Linked DNA regions of Mus musculus: region 2 is linked to region 1. Evidence: chromatin contacts called from ENCODE POLR2A ChIA-PET data. All regions are on one chromosome and are shown on one strand. Each heading gives the region's core, a stretch centred on a gene start or an enhancer-like site at or near the end of the contact. The rest is flanking DNA. Distances are from core to core; before and after follow the strand shown. Region 1 holds the start of Zfp457 (zinc finger protein 457). Region 2 holds the start of Zfp874b (zinc finger protein 874b).

Region 1 (3,290 bases), core at 248-2,747:
CAGATACTTGCTGTTTCTCATGGCCATGTCTCATCTTTGAGACATGGCATCTTTGTCCTCTTTCCCCATTCTTCCTCCTTTTCCTGGTCTCTCTTCCTTCTCTCTCTCTTCTCGACCCTCTACCAGGTAACTCAAAACCCACCTACCTGTAATTTCTCCAGTAATTGGCTGTAGCCAATTTGATTTAACTAATAGTATTAAATCAAGGAACAAGGTTTGCACAACAGAACCTTGTAAATGTGAGAAGTCTGTGGTAGGCTTAGATCTTCGGGTATAGAATTTAGCATTACATACATAGCAACAGACCAGACCTCAACACATAACACATATTGGAAAACTAGCTATGCTGAGAAATAATAACTTTTGTGGCTTCTGACAATGCCCTTCACTGCAGCATTCAGGAGGAGGACAGACCAGTCATGATGCTTGCCAATCAAGCACAGGTACACACACGTACTGCTCCTTGCCTCTAGTTTCTCTGAGTGAGCAAATGATCTGCATCTCTGGATAAACATACTCCTGAAAAAGAATAGGGACTCTGCACAGTCTTTGCGCTGAAACGGGTTCCTTTTGGATCATTAGGATTCCGGGAAGTATGAAGCCTTTTCTGTAATGGAGTTTGTAACTTTGACTCAAGTATGAACTACACAGGAATAAACCTTCCCATGAAAAGGTAGGGATTCTCAATCCTGCATGTTTCCAGTGTAACTTCTTTATTACAGTGACTTATTTGACAGTAATATGAACATATATCTGATACCTTTGTATTCAAGGAGAAAACACTCAAGTGTTCTATTTAGAAGGGAGGGAAGTTCAAGACAGATAACACTAATGTTCAAATATTTTCAAATATGACCGATGACAGGATCAGTGCAGAGACAGGAAAATCAATAAGAAACATCAAACCTAAGGCAAAGGGAAATCCTGTAAGTGCACAATGGCTCGACAGTCAGTACACACACCATTGTGATCCCAGGAACTCTGCCCCTCCCCTTGGGAGACAGGAAAGCCTGTACTAAGAAAACATCTGCTGGTGACTAGATTTGATCTCCAATTCTTCTATCTTAAGCGACTAAGATGGTTTCAATAGAATCGTAAAGAGATAATGCTCACTCCTACATTAACTTCCTGCTTCCACATTCTTAAATAAAGCAGATCATGAAAGCATGAATTTTTCATTCGTGAATGATTCTATACATAGATCAGAGTTGTAGCAGAGATAACATGGAAACGTGATGAACGTGATTACTGTGAAAGGCTCATCTTACAGGCAAACATTTCGTGCCATGACCAAGGATTTTAAAAGAGCCCAAATTCCATGTGCATGCCCATGTGCAGCTGCTCTCAGTGGACTGTAATCCAGGCAGTGTACAAAAGCTCTTCAGTGGGTTCCCGGAAGTCCTTCCAACTGACTTGTGGGAAATGTAGTCCCATCGCCTGTGACGTCATCAGAAAGAGCTGTCAGCAACAAAATTCCGTATTCTTTCTTCAAACTTCGCTTCTTCTCAAATTTGTGCAGCTGTCCTGTTGAGCGCTGCATTTGGATTTCTGCCATGGAGGTTGGTGCAGGGAACAGCACCATCTTGCAGATCTGAAGGACTGTGCAGGGTGGCGGATAGGGCACAGAGAGTGCCAACTTGGGCTTGTGAGACAGGAAGCTGCTGACCTTGAGGTGCTGTGCTGACCTAGGCTGGGCCACTGTCCCTGGGCACAGGTTTGAAGAGGAGAAGGTTGGAAACAGCAGGATGGCAAGGGCAGGCAGGGTCTGCTCACTGCCTGTGCCTGAGATGCTGACGGGAGCTCACGCATCTTTGCTGGGGAAACGTGCTCTGCCTAGCTGACGGGTTCTCCTGTGGTGGTTGTCAGATTCTTAGGACATACAGAACACGTGGACATCTAGCGCCCCATATACTTTATGTCCTAGAGATTACTCCTGGTTTGAGCTCACACAGCTTCCCAAAGGTCCTAGTGTCTAGGGACAGAGAGTCCTGTGACGGTGATTGTTGTGTGGGTTGTTAGTTACTTTTCCTTTGGAATGAATTGTTAGATTTATGGATGCCTTGGTTAGAGTGGGAATTTCCAATAGACATCTCTGTGACTTGAATCATCACAATACATGGCTATGTAGCCACAGAATAATCTTGTAATTGGTATGAACCTATGTTTGCCCAATCCAGATAATTATGGATTTTGCACATCAAATTAAAATCGCTAGACAGCAGTACCTCAACGGTTCTGAGTATGTGTTCTGTCCAAATTTGGACTTCTTTTCAGATGAGAGACGACTTGGTGTGATGAGAGATTGCTGGGTGGGGCTGGAAAGTCTGAAAGGGAAGAGGAAAATGGCTCTGCTCATCTGCCAGGCTCTGTAAATTGTTCTCTAATCTGCCAGGCTCTGTACATTGCTCTCTAATCTGCCAGGCTCTGTACATTGTACTATGTTTTCTTATCACATGATTTTCTTCTGTCTCTTCACATTGTCAGCAGCGTCTGAACTGTCCTAAATTTAACTGTCTTAAATATTAAATTTTCTGTCCCTCAATGTGACATTCAGGTTTACTGAGGCACCTTTAATAGTTTTAGGAAGAATTCCCCAAGTTTTTCAACTGCTTTGGAACAGCTGGAATATAAATTTGGAAAGCTGTTATACATTTGGGGTCTAATGATTTTTCACATAGGTTCCTGTCTATGCATAGTTCTCCTCCTGAAGGGTTAAGAGAATAGTTTAGTCCAGAGCCATTTGAATAGCCTTGATCTGAGAACACAGATTTACTTTAATCCAAATTCTATGCTCCAACATGGAATCAGTTTCATGGTTTTACAGAACAAAGAATGTCATTAACCAAGGAAAATTTAAAATACTTTGGTGTGAGTCGATAGAAGCATGTACTACGATATATGGGAGATATTCTATTCACCTAAGATACCATCTGCTGAGATTTTAGCTTTTGGATTCATAGAAACTTATGTTCTCCCTTGTCAGTGGATTCTGGGAGGTTTTTATCTATTGTCATAAGCTATGTGGTCCACTATAGAGTGAGGCAAGGACTGACCCTGAAGGTAAAACCAGCCCAAGGTAAGACAGCTAACCCTGAACCTGCAGAATTCCAGGCTCTGCCCCTCGGTGAACTTACACGTGGGCCATCAGACTCTGCACCCACAGACTCCTTACAAGAGTTTTGCATTCACAGAATACACACAGATTTTAGTGTGTGTGTGTGTGTGTGTGTGTGTGTGTGTGTGTGTGTGTGTGTGTGTGTGTGTTTCAAGATTTCTCCTCCACAGCCGCT
Region 2 (3,630 bases), core at 566-3,065, 180 kb before region 1:
ATGGAAAGTCAGAAACAAGAGTGAGGCTGTTGAACAGTGTATTTATGGGTATTAATTAAACAATGTATAAAATACTTAGAGAAATTAAGATTGCAAACAAGATGGCCAGGGACAGGAAATGAACTATTATGGAAGCTTGCTGGCCATACATGCCGTAAAACATGGTTTTGAACACAAGAATACATGTAAATGTGAAAGATAAGTAGATGGCTGAGGAGTAAGCAAACGCAAATCAGATCCATATGAAGCAAAATCACTGAGTTCCACTTTGTGCTTCAGATTATTCAGAGAATCTTACAGACTTCTGTTCATCAGGTTCATGTAAAGGCCAAGTTCCAAAGTGAGGTACAGTAACTAAGAGAAATATTTCTGAGACTCACTAAAACTAACTTTCTTACATGTAACAGTAATCTTCAACTCCAATAGTCCCGTACAAAAACACATACAATCCAGTTATTATATTTATAAGCAATAAACCTAGATTGGCAGAACTATACTAACTTATCCCCAGCTAGGAGACCGTTGGTTATCTGCAGTTTCTCCTGGTCACGTGGTTCAGCTCCATCTTAGCTGCTGCTTCCTCCTCTCCTGTCATCTCTCCCTCCCCATCTCTCGCTCTCCAAGATCTCCTCTCTCACCTTTCCTCTCCACGGCCCAATCACAGGCTTTTGCTTTTATTGACCAGTAAATGGGGAGAAGATTCACAGGAGAGCACCTGAGTACTTGATCCACCACTCTCCCGGGGGCCACCCCTCTTGAGGATGCAGAATTAACATGAAAATTCAAACAACATCAGGACAACCCACAACACTTACATAAGCTAAAGGTTGAAAATATGGACAAAGGATCTGCGATGGATCTGGGCGATCTTTACTGATAAACAACAGAGAGGAGGACTTTAAAATTGTTCGATACTCCGGAGGCAGAGGCAGGCAGATTTCTGAGTTTGAGGCCAGCCTGGTCTACAAAGTGAGTTCCAGGACAGCCAGGTCTAAACAGAGAAACCCTGTCTCGAAAAATCTAAATAAATAAATAAAATTGTTCGATGATTTAGTCTGTTTCTCTTGACTAACCTCCGACACGAATGGATTCCAATATTCACATGAAAACGATTTCCTGCAGTGGCTTGTGATCTGTGTACGGCTTGTAGTTGATTTCTAGAAGAGCCATTGCACAGGGCATCCAGAGTGATGGCGCTTAAGCCTTGTGGTGATCTCCTGTAAATAATCCGTGATTGTTACCTAAAATCCATGGCATTGTCTTCTTTGGGAATATCAAAAGCTTAGCATAACCTCAGTTATAAAACAATCCTGGTAAACCCGACACATTGGCTGTCAGTCCATCAGAAGCTGATTCCCCGGCGGCTTTTGCTAAAGCTTATCACATCCTGGAGTGTCTCTATCTCTTACCATCTTGGTAACTCAGTACACTGACAAATATTCACACAGGGTGTCAATACAGGAGAACGCGGCTCACTTAAGTATGTGCAGTACTGGGTATTAAGCCAAAGCCTTGAGGCAGTTTCCTCAAATAGCTGTAAATTTCACCGGAAATGAAGAAATTAAGAACTTTGCCAAGAAAATCCTCTGCCCCTTTAAGCTGGACCACAGAAACTGAGGAATGCACTCGGCTCGTTAGAACTGGGCTCAGTTCGTGGCCTCCATGCTTCTTAACTAGGCGACACTAACTAGGTGACAGACATCAATGCAGAAATCCAGGACCATTTTGTAGTACAACTCACTCTCCTAAGACTCCTGCAACGCCATCGCACAGACTTGTGGGAAATGTAGTCTGTAGCACGGTGACGTCACAGATCGGTACTTTGGTAAACAAGAGTTCAGCTTTTGGTAAGCATGTGCGGCTCTTATCCAAAGCTGGGCCAGACTCTGGTCCTGCTGTGCTCTCCCGTTGGATCTCTGACATGGAGGTTGGTCCAGGGTTCAGTCACCCCAGGGTCTGTGCGGGGTGCATAGGTCCGGAGGGAACAGGGACCGGGTGGAATGGAAGCTGGGAGGAGCTGATTTGGAGGAGCTTTCTGGACAGGGCTGGTGAGAGGGCGCTGCGGGGGTTAGTGGGACTGACCTCTGTTTAGACCGACAGAATTCAAGGAATGGAGAAGCTTGTAAGTTCAAGGATTGCCTAGGCAATGTTGGCTGGGTGAAGGTCTTTGCCTGGTCATGGTGATTCTGGGCGTTCACTTTCCAGCTTTCTGGTGGAAGTATTAGCTGGGTCACTCTCACGTGGATGTTACTGGATCGCTCAGTATGTTTAGATAAGAGGAGATCTGGTCCTTTCTGTACTTTATGGCTGTCTGTTACGGAGTTCAGGACCACTGAGAAAGATCACCAAATAAAACTAGGAATTAAAAGGTAAAAAACAAACCAACGAAACAAAACTGCTTTATTTAGAGCCACAATCTCCTTTGCCAGTTTGAGAACTGCTGCAAAAGGGTAGACAGGGGTTGGAATTCTTTAAGTCACAAAACACAGTTGTCTCAACTTGGGATGGTCTGCTTCATAAGGCATTATATTTTTTGTTTGTTTTCTGAGCAAGCACAGCTAAGAGAGATTAAAAAAAGCAGAATGCATGTCCGGTTACTATTGTTTGCTGTTTGTTTTTGTTGCTGTGTTGTACAACGCTCAGTTGGAAATGGAGCTAGTCTTTAATTCATCGCACATGCAGTTATTCTTGTCTTGCTTTGAGGTGACAGAACTTGCTAGGTTCCAGGGTCAGAGTCCTGAAGGGAGCATTGGTGTACGTGATATTTATCCCACTTTCTTTGAAATGAATTGTGGATTTAAAGAAGATTCACTTGGAATAGGAATCCCTCATGGAGGCTGTTCAGTTCCTCACTTGAAAGTAGCTTGACACCCATGTTTGCTAAAAGGATATTGAGCTGTTTCTCTTTTTTTTTTTTTTTTTTTTTTTGGTTTTTTCGAGACAGGGTTTCTCTGTATAGCCCTGGCTGTCCTGGAGCTCACTTTGTAGACCAGGCTGGCCTCGAACTCAGAAATCCGCCTGCCTCTGCCTCCCGAGTGCTGGGATTAAAGCCGTGCGCCACCACGCCCGGCTTGAGCTGTTTCTCAATGGAGGATTAATTAAAATCTTCCTAAGAAAGACAGATTTTAAAAAATTGCCTCCAGGGTTAGGAACCTTAGAGGTTGTAAAGCATGGGATTGTAAAATCTGTCACAAGGTGTTAACAAAGGACACCAGAGGTGCCCTCACTGTAAGATTGCACACACACTGCCTGTTTCAGTTCCTGACCCTTGGTCAAACTCTTTCGTAAATGTACAGTTCAGATTTGTGGATTTTGTGAATGAGCTGTCTGTCCTGACTGACAAACCTGTTGAACCAAACATCTGTATTTACAATAAATTCTCTGGGCTTTCAGATATTGTGGCTTCTCTGTTCTCTCCTATCTGAGAGACTGGAAGTCTGGCCCTGCTGTGAAAATTTTTTTTTTCCTTCAACATCTCAATGTTAGCTTCTGGTTTTCAACTTCATAACAAAATGTCTACCACTCTGAACTGAATCCTCACACTAAGGCTCCCAAAGGGAGGCAGAACAATGCCATCACAGGATACTCTGAGCTTTGTTCCAGCAAGGTTAATCCTACAGTGCTGAGTGA

The links. ChIA-PET counts read pairs that join two places held with the same protein, here RNA polymerase II (POLR2A).
Region 2: POLR2A ChIA-PET joins it to region 1 with 11 read pairs in embryonic stem cell. The contact joins the promoter of Zfp874b here to the promoter of Zfp457 in region 1. POLR2A ChIA-PET finds 5 or more read pairs at or near these places in 3 of 5 experiments (Patski and embryonic stem cell).

Annotation. Positions count from the first base shown.
Region 1 is chr13:67,304,619-67,307,908 of GRCm38, reverse strand. It overlaps Zfp457 (zinc finger protein 457), which reads left to right and starts at 1,497. Exons shown (of 4, transcript NM_001003666.2): 1 at 1,497-1,559. The coding sequence starts at 1,554.
Region 2 is chr13:67,482,438-67,486,067 of GRCm38, reverse strand. It overlaps Zfp874b (zinc finger protein 874b), which reads left to right and starts at 1,815. Exons shown (of 4, transcript NM_001076791.2): 1 at 1,815-1,927. The coding sequence starts at 1,922.